Regions from separate parts of the Homo sapiens genome. Here region 2 is linked to region 1. Evidence: chromatin loops called from intact Hi-C (ENCODE). Cell type or tissue: HCT116. All regions are shown on one strand. Each heading gives the region's core, and the rest is flanking DNA. Links, peaks and the distances in the headings are about the cores only.

Region 1 (9,918 bases), core at 593-8,592:
ATGGTTTTGAAGGTTCCTTTCGGAGTTGATTTCCAGTTTATTCCACTGTGGTCTGAGAGAGTGCTTGATATAATTTCAATTTTCTTGAATGTATTGAGGCTCATTGGGTGGCCTATCATATGGTCTGTCTTGGAGAGAGTTTCATGCACTGCTGAATAGAATGTATATTCTGTGGTTGTTGGGTAGAATGTTCTGTAAATACCTGTTAAGTCCATTTGTTCCAGGATATAGTTTAATCCATTGTTTCTTTGTTGACTTTCTGTCTTGATGACCTGTCTAGTGCTGTCAGTGGAGTATTGAAGTCCTCCATTATTTTTGTGTTGCTGTCTATCTTATTTCTTAGGTCTATTAGTAATTGTTTTAGAAATTTGGGAGCTCCAGTGTTAGGTGCATATATATTTAGGATTGTAATATTTTCCTGTTGGACAAGGCCTTTTATCATTTTATAATGACCCTCTTTGTCTTTTTTAACTGCTGTTGCTTTAAAGTTTTTTTTGTCTAATGTAAGAATAGCTCCCTCTGCTCGTTTTGGGGGTTTATTTGCATGAAATGTCTTTTTCCATCCATTTACCTTATTTGTGTCCTTATGTGTTAGGTGTGTCTCTTGAAGGCAGCAGATAGTTCATTGGTGAATTCTTACCCATTCTGCCATTCTATATCTTTTTAGTGGAGCATTTTGGCCATTTACATCCGATTTTAGTATTGAGATGGGAGGTACCATTCCATTTATTGTGCTATTTTTTGCCCGTATACTTTTTTATTGTATTTTTGTTTCTTAGGTTCTGTGAGATTTATGTTTTAAAGAGGTTATGTTTTGATGGGTTTCCAGGATTTGTTTCAAGATTTAGAGCTCCTTTTTGCAGTTCTTTAGAGCTCGCTTGGTAATGGTGAATTCTCTCAGCGTTTGTTTGTCTGAAAAAGACTGTATCTTTCCTTCACTTATGAAGCTTAGTTTTGCTGGTAATTGTTTTGTCTGAGGGGGCTGACGATAGAGCCCCAATCTCTTCTATCTTGTAGGGTTTCTGCTGAGAAATCGGATGTTAATTTGTAAGATTTTTCCTTATAGGTTACGTGGTGTTTTTTGCCTCACAGTGCTTAACAGTCTTTCCTTTGTCTTAACTGTAGATAACCTAATGACAGTGTACCTAGGCGATGATCTTTTTGTGATTAATTTCCCAGGTGTTCTTTGAGCTTCTCGTATTTGGATGTCTAGTTCTGTAGCAAGGCTGAGGAAGTTTTCCTTGATTATTCTTCCAAATATATTTTCCAAAGTTTTTGATTTTTCTTCTTCCTCAGGAACACCAATTATTCTTAGGTTTGGTTGTTTAAAATGATCCCAGACTTCTTGGAGGCTTTGTTCATATTTTCTTACTCGTTTTTTCCTTGTCTTTTGTTGGATTGGGTTAATTCAAAAATCTTGTCTTCAAGCTCTGAAGTTCTTTCTTCTGCTTGTTCCATTCTATTTCTGAGACTTTCCAGAGCATTTTGCAATTTTGTAAGTGCATCCATTTTTCCTGAAGTTTTGTTTTTTATGTATGCTATCTATTTTATTAAATATTTCTCCCTTCACTTCTTGTATCATTTTTTTTTTATTTCCTTACATTCGGCTTGGCCTTTCTCTGGTGCCTCCCTGGTTAGCTTAATAACTAACCTTCTGAATTCTTTTTCAGATAGATCCAGGATTTCTTCTTGGTTTTGATCCATTGCTGGAGAGCTAGTGTGATTTTTGGGGGGTATTAAAGAATGTTGTTTTGTCGTATTACCAGGGTTGGTTTTCTGGTTCCTTCACATTTGGGTAGGCTCTGTCAGAGGGAAGGTCTAGGACTCAAGGCTGTTGTTCAGTTTCTCTTGACCCATGGGGTGTTTCCTTTGAGGTAGTACTCTCCCTCTTTTCCTAGGGAAGTGGCTTCCTGAGAGTCAAGCTGTAGTGATTGTTATCGCTCTTCTGGATCTAATCACCCGGCAAGTCCACCAGGCTCTGGGCTGGTAGTTGGGGTTGTCTGCACAGAGTCCTGTGATGTGAACAATCTGTGGGTCTCTTAGTCATGGATACCAGGACCTGCTTCAGTGGAGGTGGCAGGGGGGTGAAATGGACTCTGTGAGGGTTCTTAGCTTTGGTTGATTAATGCATTATTTTTGTGCTGGTTGGCTTCCTGTTGGAAGGTGGTGCTTTCAAGAGAGCATCAGCTGTGGTAGTATGGAGTGGAACAGGTGGCAGGCCTAAACCTCTTTTTTTCTAAATAAATTACCCAGTCTTGAGTATTTCTTCATAGCAATATGAAAATGAATGGAGTGTATGTTGTAATCCCTTGAACAACCACTAAAAATAGTGGTTTAGCCAAAAAGCCAATAAAAAAATTATAATTAAAATATGATACATATTCAGTACTTAGGCAAGGAATGGAGATAAGAGAAAGAGAAAACAGAAGGGATAAATAAAAAAGTAATAAAATGGCAGACCTAAATCTTACCATACGAATGATTCATTAAATGTTAATGAATGAAGCACTTCCAGTTAAAGTGCAGAGATTATCAGGGGGATAAGAAAGCAAGACCCAATCAACTTAATGCTATCCTTAAGAGATGCACTTGAAATATAAAGACACAAATAACTTGAAAGTAAAGAGTTATAAAATATATATATATATATACCACAAAAACATAAAGCATTAAAAATGAGGGCATAAAACTACTAATAGAAAACATAGAGGAAATGCTTGATGACATTGGTCTGGGCAAGTATTTTTGGATAGTACTTCAAGGTCACAGGCAACAAAAGCAAAAATAGACAAATGGGATTACATCAAACTAAAAAGCTTCTGCACAGAAAAAGGAACAATCAACAGAGTAAAAAAAATCAACCTACAGAATTGGGAGAAAATATTTGCACACTATACATCTGACAAGGGATTAATATCCAAGATTTATAAGAAACTCAAACAATAGCAAAAGCAAATAACCCAGTTTAAAAGTGAGCAAAAGACTTGAATAAATATTTCTCAAAAGAAGATACACAAATGGCCAACAGGTATTGAAAAAATGTTAAACATCACTAATCATCAGGGAAATGCAAATCAAAACCACAATGAAATATCACCTCACCCCACTTAGAATGGTTATTATCCAAAATACAAAAGATAATAAGTGTTTGCAAGGATGTAGAGAAAAGGGAACCTTTACACACTATTGGTGAGAATTAAAAATTAGTGCAGCTATTATGGAAAACAGTTTGGAGGTTCCTAAAAAATTTAGAAATAAAACTACCATATGGTCTATAATCCCACTACTGAGTATATGTCCAAAAGAAAGGAAATCAGTATGCCAAAGATATATCTACACTCCAGTGTTTATTGCAGCATTATTTACAGTAGCTGAGATGTGGAATCAACCCAAATATCTACCAGTAGATGAATGGATAATGAAAATGTGGTATATATACACAATAGAATACTATTCAGCCACACAAAATAATAAAATCCTGCCATTTGTGACAATATGGATGAACCTAGAGGACATTATGTTAAGTGAAATAAGCCAGGCACAGAAAGATAATTACTGCATATTCTCTCTCATATGTGGAATCTAAAAAGTTGATCTCATCGAAGTAGAGAGTCAAATAGTGGTTACCAGAGGCTGGGATGGTTGGGAGGATATGGGAAGATGTTAGTCACAGGATGCATAATTACAGTTAGATGAGTTGGATGGGGGAATAAACTTTAAGGGGTCTATTGTACAATAAACTGATTATAGTTAATTACAATATATTGTATTCTTGAAAAATGTGAAGAGTGGATGTTAAATGCTCACCACAAAGTTGTAACTATGTGAGTAATGCATTTCTTTGCTAGCTAGGTTTACACATTCTACAATGTATATATACTTCAAAACACGATATGGTTTTATACATGATCAAAACATACAATGTTATCTGTCAATTAAAAAAAGAAAAGCTTGTTTACATGAAGCAAAAATTGAAAGAATTAAAAGGAAAAAGATAATTATATCACCATAGTTAGAGATTTCAATACTCCATTTGATAAAACAACTAGACAAAAACATCAGTAAAAACAGACAACTTGAACAACACTATCAGCTATCTTGATCTAAAAGTTAGGGAACAGTAGACCCAACATCTGCATTATAACACATTTATTTCAAAACCGCATGGTACATTCACCAAGATGAATCACAAGGAATAAAACAAATCTCATCATCAGAGGTTTGTGGTGAATGAGTGGGCGAGTGACTTTGATCAGGTAGATATGTTTCTGAAAACCCATTATGAGTGGAGCATTGTCTAGGAAATTACAAAGGAAGGTGATGACTCAGTTCTTCCCTCAAAGTTGGCATAATATAATGAGATTGGGCCAAGATAATGGTGGATACATAAGTGCCAGTGACCCAAAAATGAACTTGCCTGATCCACAGGAGCTTTATTCAGGACTGCATGCCACATATATGGAAGAAATATTTTTAGAAAACACATTAAAATTGTCTACAAGTCATTTATTTATGGTGCCAGAAATTGCAGTTAGCTGGATTTGTCTACTCCCTTTCAGGAAAATAGGAGCTTGATAATATTTATCTTCAAGGTTTCAGGTCTGAGGGCAGGCAAATTGTGAAAAATAGGAATGTTTTCTTCCTGTCTTTTACCCTCTGAGACCATGTGACCCAACAGAAATATAATGAAAACCACAAAGGCAAGCCACATATGCAATTTTAAATTTTCTAGTATCTACATTGAAGGAAATACAAAGAAACAAGAGAAATTGATTTTAGTAATACATTTTATTTAAGCTAATGTTTTAAAAAATATTACTTCAAAATGCAATAATTATAAAAGTTATAAATGAGATAATTGGCATTTTTATGTTGCCTTAATGAAATATGATGTCTGGGGGCAGGGGGTGTATGTTTTACAGTCCGTCTTAATTTGAACTAACCACATTCAAGTGCTCAAAAGTCACATGTGGTTAGTGTCTGCCATATTAGATAGCATGGCTCTAGTAAGTAGCAGAGAGAAAAAAAAACACTATTTATTTTTCTCTACTCCATCTTCTATGCTGTTAGAACCTACCTTTGAGCTAAGATGATCCATGCGCTCTCCACCCTCTAACAACACAGATGTTGCCGATTATACCAACAGGGCCAGGAAAGGAGCATAAACCCAGGTTAAGCCAGAGGAGATAGGAAGGGTCTTTTCACTGCCTTGGAGAGCCTCTGTCTTGATCTGTCCTGTCCTGTCACCATGTCAAGAACCCTTGTGTATGAATTGCAGAGAGTGTAAATTAAAATACATAAAAATTGTTAAAGCAATATAATTATCAAGAACATGGCTCTGGGAGTAAACAAACCTGTGTTTCAATGCTGGCTCTGCCACCACTAGCTTTAAGTCCCTGAAAAAGTGATCTAATTGCTCTCAGCTTCAGTTTCTTTATGTGTAAAATAGGAATTATAATAACTATTTTGTAAGATTGTTGTAAAATCCTACAGGGATATATTATACATATGTAAAATGCCCGGTGGAGTTCATAGCACACAGACACTCAATGATTGCCAATGCTGTTGTTTTGGTTGTTGCTAGTGCTCAGAGAAGAGAATTTGTTAACCAAGCACACTCCATAAAATGTATACCCTGGAGAATTTTTGTAAAATTTTTCTGACAGTGATATTAGCATAGCTGACATAGAAAATCTGACGTAATAACATTTCCAGTGATAATCTCAAAAATTATATCCAAATAAGAACAGACCTACACACATAGATATAGCTTATGTTAAAATCCTAACATTTTAAACTTGATATCAGAAAGTCCTTCCAATTATGCAAAACTTTTCACTTCTGTTTTAAATTTTAAGGTAATTCTCATAGTAACTTCCATACACTGCTGCAAATGGTACACAAACATTTCAAAAGAATTTTTAAATATGTTGCAAAGACATTATACAAAATTTAGCAGAAATGCTGCAAGTCATAGTGAAGACAAATCTTTCATGGAGAACTAAAATTGTACATAGCCAGAAATTTTAAATTTGAAAAACATATATATATATATATATATATATATATATATATATATATATATATATATATATATAAATTGAGTGCTCCGAGGGGGGAGAAGGTATTGTTAACAAATCCTTCTGAAAAATAAGTAAATTATTGAGATTAAGCAATAACTCAACAAATCAGAAGAAAATGATGAAATGGGAATGACAGAATGAGACTGGGAACAATTTCTTCAGTGTTATGAGATTAGAACTTGCTCAGCTATTACCATCTGTTGATTATAACACTGAGTTCTTGTTATTTCATAAAAAAAAAACATTTGCTCTGGGGAAAGGTTGAACCCCTAAGGCCTGGGGCTGAGGCAAGTTTAAATAGATTGCAAATATCTGCTTATAAGCTAAGTTCAGGCTGCAGTGAGGAACAGGCCAGGATTTCACACTTTTTGGTAGAAGTAACCCACAATTTGCCAGAGTGCATTGTTGGATGCTTAACATTAAAGTTTGTCTTAGTCCATTTTGTGCTACTATAACACAATATCTGAGACTGGATGATTTATGAAGAAGAGAAATGTATTTCTCACAGTTCTGGAGGATGAGAAATCAAAGATCAAGGTGCCGGCATCTGGTGAAGGCCTTCCAGCTGTGTGAATGAAGCAGAATGAAGAAGGGTAAAAGAGCAATTTCATGGTCATAAGCCCTTTTCATAGCAGACTTAATCCACACATGAACTAAACACTTCCCAAAAGGCCCACCTGTGAACACTGTAGTTGCATTGGGAATTAAGTTTCCAACACATGCATTTTGGGGACACATTCAGTCCATAGCAAAGCGTTAACTTATTAGAAATTTTAGCAGCTCTGAGATTTCTAGAGCCTGTAACATACTATGTTCATTGTGATTTTCCAAGATTCAAAAAATGTATTAGTGTTTCCCAAACATAGGCGACCACAATGCTCGTGTTTCTTGGAGCATTTAGAAAAGCAGGCTACTGTTTCATAGACACATTTTTGAGACTCATGGCTACTGTCAGATAAACAGACACAGCCTAAAGTCTGTCTCATAAAACTGCCTCATAATCCCCGCTCCACCTCTTCCCATACCAACACACATCAGATATAGTTTTATGATGAATTACATAAAAATTTACCAAATGATTTTTTCCTAAAATTTAGTTGCAATGCTTTTTATGACATATTTGCCATCTATTGTCATGTAACAAATCCTCAAAATTTCGCAGTTTAAAATGACAGACACTAATTATCTCACATTTTCTGTCAGTCAGGAATCTGGGCACCACTTAGTTGGGTGTTTCTGACTCAAGCTCTTTCATGAGCTATAGTCAAGATGTTAGGCAGAGCTGCAGTCTCATGTGGATGAGATGACTGAGGTCAGTTAATTTGTGTACAAGCTCATTCACATGGCTGTTGACAGGCCTTGGTCACTCACCCCATGGGCTACTCCATAGGACTGCCCTACAATATGGCAGCTGGCTTCCCCCAAGGCAAGTGACGCCAGAGCTGTGAGGGGGAGCACACTCTTCCATATTCTATTCATTAGAAGCAAGGCAATAATTCCAGCCACCCCAAAGAAGAAGAGATTGCCTAAGGCCAGGAACACTAGGAAGCAAGGATCATTGGGACTCCTCTCACAGGTTGCCTAATGCATTGTCCAAGGATTTCATGTAAATGCTTCCTTTTAGTCAATATCTAAATATGTCAAGCTCATTACTACATTATACACATTATCCCTAATTCTAACAATAACTCTACATAGATAACTATTATTGGTGTTTTTTTAGCAAAATAAGTGAGGATCTGAGAGTTTAAGTAACCCTCCAATGATCACATAGCTTATACGTAACAGGAACAAAACTTGAAATAACTTATCTGCCAACTAGTTCCATGACTTTTCAATCATGTCTCTACTATTTGAGATATGTGTCACTGAATTTATTATTCTAAAGGTATATTAGAATGCTGTACTTGTCAAGCACTGAAATGCAAAAGAAATCATAAAACTGAAAGTAACAAAATGTCAAAAAAGAAACTAAATATTTATATTATTCTGTTCACTGAAATCTTGCCTTCAGATGAAAATTCATTATTGATGGTGCTTTAATAAAGAGATATTTTAATTCAAATTCCTGAGCAATATAAATAAGCATTTTTTGAAGTAATAATTCTGCAAATAGAGCAATTTTATATTACCAGAATGTAACTGGACCCAGGTTTGGCTGTTTGCCACTTGAAAGCCAAACATGACAGGCAAGGGCTGGTGGGCAGAAAAGTGGGTTTAATTGGAGAGACAGCAAACCAAGAAGATGGTAATTTGACATTTTAAAGTACTGTCTTAAATTTTAAAATTTACCATAGGGTTTTTAAAGGGAAACTTGGCATGGGAGACATGAGGAGTTGTGCAGGGTGCAGGGTCTACGTGTCTTCATTCTGATGGTTATCTTGGGCAATCACCCATCAGGAAGTCTGGTCGGCATTATCTTGACTTTGGCCTGTTGGTGGTGGACTCATTGTTCACAACTTTCCCAAAGTAGGCGGATTCCACAACAGGGTTTCCGTGCCTAGGTTGTTGCAAGATTAGCCTCTGGGATTTCTTAGGCAAGAGTATAGTCAGGTAAGTATGCATTGCCAGAGGGGAGTGTTTAGAGAGGGAAGGAATGAAGAGGTGAGAGGGGAGGAAACGAAGAAAAATAATGTGGATAATTAAAAAATATTTTTTAAACTGAGGTTCCTGGTTATAAGAATATGACATAACAGAAAAAAGGAAAATGCCTGAAGATTCTGCTAATTTGAACAATATATATGCATATAGCTTAGTTTAAAAGCATATAATACATGAGATTCAGGGTCAAAATTCCTATGAAATATTTTTTGTCAGAGAATCGGGAATTCAATTTTCATTGGAATCAGTATAGAGCAGAAAAGAAACGTTGTGTTTATCCTATTAGCTGTTCTCTGTACTACGTCTGATTGTAAAGAACAGAAATAAATAAATACTATCCAGGAACAGAGAGTGAGTTGAAAGCATCAGGGAAATGTGTTTTTCTATGATCCCAGCTGGATTTCACCAGGGCTAAAATCGCATTCCATAAGGATGAGATCAGTGATGGGTGAGACAGAACATGTCTCCCAGCTTTCTACAGATTGTAATCTGATCTACATAGATTACAGCTATGTACTACAAATCTAAATTAACTCAAAGTTTTATGAAAAAAACAGACGTTGGGGTGGTGGAAGAATGAAGTGGCAGAGCATAGAGGATCTTTAGGGCAGTGAAAATACTCTGTATATTTTAATAATGGATATGGGTCATTGCACATTTGTCCAATACCATAGAATGTGTAACACCAAAAGTGCACTCTAATGTAAATTATGGGCATTGGGTGATTATATTATATTGCTTTAGGTTCATCACCAATAACAAATGTATCACTCTGGTGGGGTATGTTGATAATGAAGGAGGTTATGCATGTGTGGGGGCAGAGACTACATGGGAAATCTCTGTATATTCTCTATTTTGCTGTGAACCTAAAACTGCTTTAAAAATAGTCTTTGAAAATAATAATAATAATCAGGAAAGATGTGTCAGGAGTTGCAAAGAGAGTGAATATTATTTAGTTTAATTCCATTAAAAAAAATCCACACCTGACACAATTGATTTTCTTAATTAATTTTAGTTAATGATTTTAAAAGACACTAAATGCTACTGTAGACAAACTCAAGTTTTGGAAAAAGCCAAATCAAAACTAGTAAACAAATTAATTTTGATTTATTTACCCTTTACCCATCTCCCCATCACTCCTGCCACTCTTACAAACTGCTACTCTTATAAACTGCCACTCCCTTTATCCCAGCCACTCTTACAAACTGATGTCTGGGAACTTGCATTCTCTACT
Region 2 (9,918 bases), core at 1,333-9,332, 140 kb after region 1:
GGTCAGATCCCATAAGAGAAATAACTCAGCAGGAATCTCAGTGGGAGTCAACACTGTATACCCAGCTGGGAGAGAGGGGTGCTCTTAAGACTAGGTTAAAGGGAAATGAAGGTGCTCTGTTGTTACAAAAAGAGCTCAGAAAAATTCAAGTTTGGATTTTAGAAGACTTATTTGCTTTCAAAATGTATTCTAAAGATTAACCTTCGAATGTGGATTGCCATTTTATTTTCTGACATCTGCCTGCTTTTTGCGTGGATTCAAAAATAGCCTAGGTGATGGCTAAAGGTTGAAAAGGTGCCTCATTAAATTAAAAAGGAATTTTAAAGAATTATTTTCAATGCGTGTTAGAACTTTATTCAAATCTGCCTTCTTAATAAAAAGGGCTTATATTCTTTCATTGTGTTGGCAAGAAAAAAGAAATAATATTACGAGAAATTCAAGCCGATGCAGCAAAATATTGGTGGGAAGCCAATATTTTTTCAAAACAGATAATTAAAGAAATCTGAATGATAGAAAAAAATGTATAGGTTCCCCTTGGTTTTCTAAATATGAATGTGCTAAAAGAAGACCATACTAAAAATTAGTGACAATGTAAGAACCAGCTGGGAACCCTGAAAATTGAAGACAAGTCTCAGTTAATTTAGAAAGTTTCATTTGCCATGGTTGAGGATGTGTGCCCTTGTACTGCCTCAGGAGGTCCTGAGGACATGTGCCCAAGGTGGTCAGAGCACAGCTTGGTTTTATATGTTTTAGGGAGACATGAGGCATCAATCAACATATGTAAAACAAACATTGGTTCATTCCAAAAAGGCAAGGCAACTCAAAACAAAAGTGGGACAACTCAAAGCATGGAGGGGTCTTCCAGGTCACAACCATTCCAGAGACAAATGGTTGCATTCTTCTGAGTTTCTGATTAGCCTTTCCAAATGAGGCAATCAGATTTGTATTCATCTCAGTAGGCAAAGAGATGACTTTGAATAGAATGGGAGGCAAGTTTGCCCTAAGCACCTTGAATTTTCCTTTTATTTTAGGGATTTTAGGGGCCAAAGATATTTTCCTTTCACATTTCCCCCTTTTTCCTTTTAAAAATCTTTCAGAGAAAGCATTTTAGAAGAAAATAAGTCTCTGGTCCCAGGTTTTGTCTGATCTCTCATGGCTAGGAGTAGGTCCTCAGTTATTAGGAAATCTCACTTTTAGAAGGCTGTTAAGTCTCATGTCCTACAAAAAGAAAATAGGGGGAGGAAGGGAGAAAAACAACAACAAACAAAAGAACAATCGTGGAAAATAGATATAGTCCACATTACCCTGAATTCCATATATTAGTAGGCAAGTATAAAAGTGGCTTATGTATGTAAATAGGTTGCTGTTATTTTCTTCTGAAGTTTAAGTTGCTAGCTTCAGTTTGCAAGGCTTTACAAAAGCACAGCTTAGTTTTCAGTTACTCCAATTTTTCCAAATTAGGAAAAAATTTTAAAAAGAAATTAAAAAAATTGAAAACATTATTTTGAAGACCTGCAGCCAAGAAAAATTAGAATTCATTTCAAAATGTAGAAAATAATAAAAACTGAAAAACACTAGGGAAGACTAGAATCTAACAACAGGTGTACTATAGTTTTTGAAACATAATTTTTCTTTCTCCGGTTTCCCATTTTTACTAAAGACAAATCATGGTAGGGCTGATTTGCTTTATTATGCTTGGCCTAATAATTTGTATACAGTGCAGCAAGAAAAAGTATTTTTTACATAGGCTTTTAAGTTGGCTGTGATGGAACTGTGTTCCACAGGAAGAATGTTAGATAAGACTTTTCTAAAGCCAACCCAAGCCATGGGTTTGTGCCACCAAATACCTATGAGTTGGGTAATTTTCTCTTCTTGAGGTTCCAAGATAAACTTGGGGCTTCTGAGCCTGTCAGAAAGTGACATTCTTTACCTATCACAGGACAGGACCCCTGTACAGAGGCTCTGTAGACAAAGGCATGAGGCTAGTTTTTCCAAATGGTTTTTACTGGCTCTATAAGTCAAGCTGTATTCCTTAAAGGAAAGCACACCTTTCCAGTCAAAGCCTTGGTAAAAACCAGTTTCTCCTATTGTGTCCTGTTACAGATGAAAACAGGTTCTTATTGCACTTATGCAAATAACTGTATTGTCATAGTTAAGAATATTCACAAATAGTTTCCAAATTCTTGAGAAAATCAGTAGAGACAAACAAATATGCTCAAATTTTATTCATAGAAGTATACTTTACTCAACTGTTGAAAGTTGCTTAAAGTTTTCCTGACTCTGAAAAACAAAACAAAGGATCAGCAATGTCTTAAGCAAAAATTTAAAAGGATTAGTCTTCTATCAGTTCAGTTCATGCAGTTAACTCCTGTTCTGCTTTATATTCCTGAACATTTCAGCTCTCCATGAGAGTCCTGAAAGTTTTTTCCTCTATTCTAACGTCACAATCTCCAAAGTTACCAGAAACCTGCATTTAAGAACACGTATTAGGGTTCTATAGCTGATTATAAAACCACCTTCTAAGGAGGACCGAAACAAGACAAGAATTGTCTGTGGATGACAGAACGTTTTAGGGCAGCCATAGATAAAATTGACAAGGAAATTTGTTACCCAATTATTACTGATAATGTACACTAAGTTGTATCAGAGTTATAGGAGTGTCCCACACTTTTGGAACACATACCAATAACATATTTATACAAATATAGCCTAAAGAAAACCAAACACCATTTCATATTTGACAATGTTTCCTGTGTAATTTTTATGCTAAATAAGCCAAATTATGTCATTCTTGGACTTTAGGGAACCAAATATCTTAAAGGATTAATTAGATCAAAATAGACATAATTTATAATTTGATTTTGGAAAGGTTATCAAATATCAAAGGTTTAAAATACTTAATATCACAGTTCATTGTAAAATAAGTCATTCAGTTGACCAAAGTGATAACTCAAGGATTTTTTTTTTAAAGGCAAAAACTTTCATTCTTTGAGAGAGGAGACTTAATTTTCCAAACAATAAGCCTTAATAAAAACAGCATGAAGCCAACTACATTTTTTTTCAAAATTTTATAAACAGTCTATAAAATTTTAATCTTGACCATAAGATAAAACTTCCATTAGCCTTTCATAACCTTTATAACCTTTATTTAGAAGTCAGCTAATGCTTCAGGAAAACCTTGCTAATCTGGCATGGTCCTATATGATGGTCTTGCCTCAGTGTGCCTTTGACATTAATGAGTAATTTATGGAGAAACAATATATTTTATCTCTCAAAATTGGCCTTTGCAATCTCACACAACCACCTCTTCTGAGATAGTCCCTGGGCCTTGAGGAGTTAAATAGCTTTAATTTCTGGCCTGTGTTTCAGGAATGCAGTTTATTTTGATTGGCATCTTCTACTAGGCCGGAATATGAGGCTTTAATTGCTTTCGGTGTTTAAAATTTAGCAGAACCTGGCATCATTTTACACCCAGGAGTCAAAGCCCTGTAACTCAATGTCACAAGTACTTTAGAAGTGCATACAGAGAGATACTCAGATGTAATCATCTTAATTTAAAAATTTTTTAATCTTAGTTTTTTTCTGAGCAAACTAAAACTTAATAGTAATGTGACAACTTGATCGTATAAAAGTTTGTTTTTTAAAAAAATATATAAATCCTTTTGTTGGGACTTACACAGACTATTCATGCCTGGACTTTCTGGTTTATCCTAAACATCCCTCCTTCTAAAACAGCCAGTCATTTTACTCTAGGACTAAATTTACTATACAAGATTCTTTCTTAATGAAATTATTTATCTTTAAGCTTTCTTACTAAAAAAAAAAAAAAGAAAAGAAAAAAAAACCTGTTTATTTTTATGACTTTCTTTACATTTTTTTTTATTTTCTGGTTTCTTTTACCTTGTTTTATACATGATCTTTAAATAAGCTTTGAATTAGACAAAGATTGTTCACCATTTTTAAAAGGACACAACTTTTTATTTTTTAGAATGTTTTTCTACAATTATATTTTCATTAGCAAATACCCAAATATTATGATGAATTTCTCTACAAGTATTTATCCTATTACATTTACACAGTTTTCTTTTGTTTACCTAGATTATTTGTGAAAACTATGATAGTCATTATTTTAAGTTATGAAACCACCATTACAAAATTATAACTGAGACAGTAAAAAAGATTTGACCTAGCTGACTTCATCTTGCTTTTAACCTCCAAGCTGTCCTTGTTCATTCCTGGGTGCGGGCCGAACTAACTTTGGGAGGAACTTAGTTTACAGTTCAGCTTTGTAACAAAGATGACAGCAAACCTTATTGCCTTTGGACTAGACTGCCTAAAGCTACAAGATTAAAAGTTATAGTAATCGGCTGAAAGTGGTAGCTCATGTCTGTAATCCCAGCACTTTGGGAGGCCAAAGTGGGTGGGTCACTTGAGGTCAGGAGTTCAAAACCAGCCTGACCAACATGGTGAAACCCTGTCTCTACTAAAAATACAAAAATTAGCCAGGTGTGGTGGTGGGTGCCTGTAGTCCCAGCTACTCAGGTGGCTGAGGCACAAGAATCACTTGAACCCAGGAGGCAGAGGTTGCAGTGAGCCAAGATTGCACCACTGCACTTCAGCCTGGGTGACTGAGACTCCATCTCAAAAAAAAAAAAAAATTATGATAATCTTACTAAATTAAAGATGTAACAAGTTTTATTAAACTAATATCAATGTCTTATCTATTAAAGATTACACAAGCAAAGATCATTCTGTTTTGGGTTGGGTGTATAGTTTTGTAATCCCTATGCCAAATTTTGACACCTTACAGTGTTTGGCAGGGATAAGTATGAAATTGGGTGATTAATAAATGCAAAAAAAAGTATGTTGGCAAATTCTTAAGACATTTCTAATATTATTTTACCAATAATTTAAAGTCAGCTTATTTATTAAAGATTTTACTTAAATCAGGTGAACTTGAAAAAGTTCTCTTTTTTCTTTAGTATCTGATTTAAGCACTTTTATTATTTGTTAAGCCAATTAATTAGAGCTCTTTTATATAATTTTAGTAGTGAAACATTGTGTACACAACACATAAATATACCGATGCATTAGGCATGCTGATAGAAGCGCGTCTTACAGATTCACAAAGACCTCTTTTTTTCCCTTTTTTAAAAATCTTACCCTAGGCAGTTGTCAGCTTAATAGCCTTAAATTTGCATATTAAAGGAAACAACTGGGTGAAAAATAAGATAGCAAAATTTGCATCATAAGGTAGAAAGTCTGGTGGGCTAGCGGGAAATTAAAACAAATTTAATTGCCAATTGAACATACAATTATAGAAGTCTTTTATAAAGGCCTTCAAATATATACACGTACACATATACATACACACATACACACAAAGATTCTATTGTTTTTACTTCAGTACTTTAGTCATCAGATAAATGCAAATTTGTCAGCTTGCAAAAAAAAAAAAAAAAAACTGTTAAGTCCAAACAGTGGTTTTTATTTCAGTAGAAAAGTAACAGCAGATTTAAAGCAGGCAGAAAAGAAAAGAGAGAAAAGGGAAACCTAGGAACTCTTAATGTGTGGGTCAACCTTAAGGCTCTTTTTCCCTAATGTAAATGTGCACAAAGACCATATTACTTCCATTTTTCTCTGGCAAGTAGAGGTGCCATAAAACCTACAGAGTGATCAAAAGGGGGTCATTCCCCTTGTTTTCTCCTCATTATTTGATTATTTGTTTCCTGCTCTTTTTCTTTCTTTTTTTTTTTTTTTTTTTTTTTTTTCCTTAAAAGGAGGAACTGAGCTATGGCCTATGGTTTTCATGTGGTGGATTGATATGTGCTTTTTGTGGGCAAGGCTCCACAGTGTGTCACCACTGAGTCATTTACACCTTCTTACATGTCTCAGAACTTATATGCGTTTCCTGGATGATTCACTTTCTAAAATCAATTTTTGTTGGGGATTTTCCTGCAGGATCACAGCATGTAGTAGGGGATCAACACCCCAGACTTTCCCACAAGACCCCTGGTCACCCAGGGGTACCTTTTGGCTGGAAGGAGCAAATGCCCTTTTTCTTTAGCACTGGGAAAACTCAGTCTCTCATTAACCCATGAAAACAACAGTTGAGTTCCTCATGCAAATGCTCACAGACAAATCAAATTAAGATTAATTTTGGAAGAAAAAGCAATAGAGAAGGCCCTTTAGAATGCATCTCTGAACTAGAATTAGAATCCATAAACAACAACTTCCTAAAAGAGAAAAGAAAAACAAAACAGCCAAGACCACTTCCTGTTCTCATCCTAATTCTCATCCACCATTATACATGCCAAGGTCAAATTCCCTCACAGTGAAAAGTCATCTCTGGCACTCCAAAAGCCAAAGAGGTCAAATCATGCAATATAGGAAAACAGAGCTTTAGACCTAAAAAGAATTTGCCCATGACTCTTGAAACTCCACAAAGAAAACAAAACACCCCAAAAGGGGGTGAGTGGTGACTTTGTCCTAAATTCTTTAAAGGGGTTCAAGTCATTGTCAGGCCTCTGAGCCCAAGCCAAGCCATCGCATCCCCTGTGACTTGCATCTGGATATGCCCAGATGGCCTGAAGTAACTGAAGAATCACAAAAGAAGTGAATATGCCCTGCCCCACCTTAACTAATGACATTCCACCACAAAAGAAGTGTAAATGGCCGGTCCTTGCCTTAACTGATGACATTACCTTGTGAAAGTCCTTTTCCTGGCTCATCCTGGCTCAAAAAGCACCCCCACTGAGCACCTTGCCACCCCCCATTCCGGCCCACCAGAGAACAAACCCCCTTTGACTGTAATTTTCCTTTACCTACCCAAATCCTATAAAACGGCCCCACCCTTATCTCCCTTCACTGACTCTTTTCGGACTCAGCCTGCCTGCACCCAGGTGAAATAAACAGCCATGTTGCTCACACAAAGCCTGTTTGGTGGTCTCTTCACATGGACACGCATGAAATTTGGTGCCGTGACTCGGATCAGGGGACCTCCCTTGGGAGATCAATCCCCTGTCCTCCTGTTCTTTGCTCTGTGAGAAAGATCCACCTATGACCTCAGGTCCTCAGATCGACCAGCCCAAGGAATATCTCACCAATTTTAAATCAGGTAAGCGGCCTCTTCTCTCTTCTCCAACCTCTCTCACTGTCCCTCAACCACTTTCTTCTTTCCACTCGTCAATCTCTCCCTTCTCTTAATTTCAATTCCTTTCATTTTCTGGGAGAGACAAAGGAGATACGTTTTATCTGTGCACCCAAAACTCCAGTGCCGGTCACGGGCTGGGAAGGCAGCCTTCCCTTGGTGTTTAATCATTGGAGGGACACCTCTCTGATTATTCACCCACGTTTCAAAGGTGTCAGACCACGCAGGGATGCCAGCCTTGGTCCTTCACCCTTAGCAGCAAGTCCCGCTTTTCTGGGGAAGGGGCAAGTACCCCAACCCCTTCTCTCCTTGTCTCTACCCCTTCTCTGCTTTCCTGGGGCAGGGGCAAGTACCCCTCAACCCCTTCTCCTTCACTCTTAGCGGCAAGTCCCGCTTTTCTAGAGGAGGGCAAGTACCCCAACCTCGTATCTCTGTGCCCCAATCCCTTATTTCAGTGCCCCGACCCCTTATTTCCATGCCCCTACCCCTTATTTCTGCACCCCATCCCTTATTTTTGCACCCCAACCTCTTATCTCTGCACCCCAACCCCTTTTCCCACTTTTCTGGAAGGTAAGAACCTCCGAACCCCTTCCCTCTGTTTCTCTACTCTCTCTTTTCTCTAGGCTTGCTTCCTTCATTATAGGCAACCTTCTACCCTCCATTCCTCCTTCTACTCCCTTGGCCTGTGTTCTCAAAAACTTAAAACCTCTTCAACTCACACCTGACCTAAAACCTAAATGCCTTATTTTCTTCTGCAATGCCGCTTGACCCCAATACAAACTCGACAGTAGTTCCAAATAGCCAGAAAATGGCACTTTGAATTTTTCCATCCTGCAAGATCTAAATAATTCTTGTCATAAAATAGGCAAACGGTCTGAGGTGCCTGACGTCCAGGCATTCTTTTACACATCAGTCCCTTCCTAGTCTCTGTGCCCAGTGCAACTCGTCCCAAATCTTCCTTCTTTCCCTCCCGCCTGTCCCCTCAGTACCAACCCCAAGCATCGATGAGTCTTTCTAATCTTCCTTTTCTACACACCCATCTGACCTCTCCCTTCCTCCCCAGGCTGCTCCTCGCCAGGCCGAGCTAGGTCCCAATTCTTCCTCAGCCTCTGCTCCTCCACCCTATAATCTTTTTATCACCTCCCCTCCTCACACCTGCTCTGGCTTACAGTTTCGTTCCGTGACTAGCCCTCCCCAACCTGCCCAGCAATTTACTCTTAAAAAGGTGGCTGGAGCCAAAGGCATAGTCAAGGTTAATGCTCCTTTTTCTTTATCCCATATCAGAAGCGTTTAGGCTCTTTTTCATCAAATATAAAAATCCAGCCCAGTTCATGGCTCGTTTGGCAGCAACCCTGAGATGCTTTACAGCCCTAGACCCTAAAAGGTCAAAAGGCCGTCTTATTCTCACTATACATTTTATTACTCAATCTGCTCCCGACATTAAATAAAACTCCAAAAATTGGAATCTGGCCCTCAAACCCCACAACAGGACTTAATTAACCTCACCTTCAAGGTGTACAATAACAGAAAAAAGTTGCAATTCCTTGCCTCCACTGTGAGACAAACCCCAGCCACATCTCCAGCACACAAGAACTTCCAAACGCCTGAACCGCAGCGGCCAGGCGTTCCTCCAGAACCTCCTCCCACAGGAGCTTGCTACATGTGCCAGAAATCTGGCCACTGGGCCAAGGAATGCCCGCAGCCCAGGATTCCTCCTAAGCCGCGTCCCATCTGTGTAAGACCCCACTGAAAGTCGGACTGTTCAACTCACCTGGCAGCCACTCCCAGAGCCCCTGGAACTCTGGCCCAAGGCTCTCTGACTGACTCCTTCCCAGATCTTCTCGGCTTAGCGGCTGAAGACTGAAACTGCCCGATTGCCTTGGAAGCCCCCTAGAGCATCACGGATGCCGAGCTTCGGGTAACTCTCACAGTGGAAGGTAAGCCCGTCCCCTTCTTAATCAATACAGAGGCTACACACTCCGCATTACCTTCTTTTCAAGGGCCTGTTTCCCTTGCCTCCATAACTGTTGTGGGTATTGACGGCCAGGCTTCTAAACCTCTTAAAACTCCCCAACTCTGGTGCTAACTTAGACAATACTCTTTTAAGCACTCCTTTTTAGTTATCCCCACCTGCCCAGTTCCCTTATTAGGCTGAGACACTTTAACTAAATTACCTGCTTCCCTGACTATTCCTGGACTACAGCTATATCTCATTGCCGCCCTTCTTCCCAATCGAAAGCCTCCTTTGCATCCTCCTCTTGTATCCTCCCACCTTAACCCACAAGTATAAGATACCTCTACGCCCTCCTTGGTGACTGATCATGTACCCATTACCATCTCATTAAAACCTAATCACCCTTACCCCACTGAACGCCAATATCCCATCCCGCAGCACGCTTTAAAAAGATTAAAGCCTGTTATCACTCGTCTGCTACAGCATGGCCTTTTAAAGCCTATAAACTCTCCTTACAATTCCCCCATTTTACCTGTCCTAAAACCAGACAAGCCTTACAAGTTAGTTCAGGATCTGCACCTTATCAACCAAATTGTTTTGCCTATCCACCCCGTGGTGCCAACCCATACACTCTTTTGTCCTCAATACCTTCCTCCACAATTCACTATTCTGTGCTTGACCTTAAAGATGCTTTTTTCACTATTCCCCTGCACCTCTTGTCCCAGCCTCTCTTTGCTTTCACTTAGACTGACCCTGACACCCATCAAGCTCAGCAAATTACCTAGGCTGTTCTGCCGCAAAGCTTCACAGACAG

Evidence for each region. A loop is a pair of places that touch in the nucleus more often than their neighbours do. Peaks named below come from ENCODE experiments on the same cell type or tissue, not always from the same donor. Only the 100,000 strongest peaks of a DNase experiment are listed, where the experiment ranks them.
Region 2: it touches region 1 in a loop (4-fold over the local background); 2 of 110 quality-filtered maps call a loop at or near these places.

Annotation. Positions count from the first base shown.
Region 1 is chr10:90,221,769-90,231,686 of GRCh38, reverse strand. No RefSeq gene overlaps it. Among named protein-coding and RNA genes, the nearest start is that of LINC01375, 270 kb to the right of the region's middle. In HCT116, for the core only: no CTCF peak of the experiment used is centred there; DNase peaks (open chromatin) are centred at 4,276 and 4,913; H3K27ac peaks cover 6,639 bases.
Region 2 is chr10:90,083,392-90,093,309 of GRCh38, reverse strand. No RefSeq gene overlaps it. Among named protein-coding and RNA genes, the nearest start is that of LINC01375, 130 kb to the right of the region's middle. RefSeq lists a silencer at 5,829-5,918 and an enhancer at 6,299-6,978. In HCT116, for the core only: no CTCF peak of the experiment used is centred there; a DNase peak (open chromatin) is centred at 5,839; H3K4me3 peaks cover 501 bases; H3K27ac peaks cover 6,290 bases.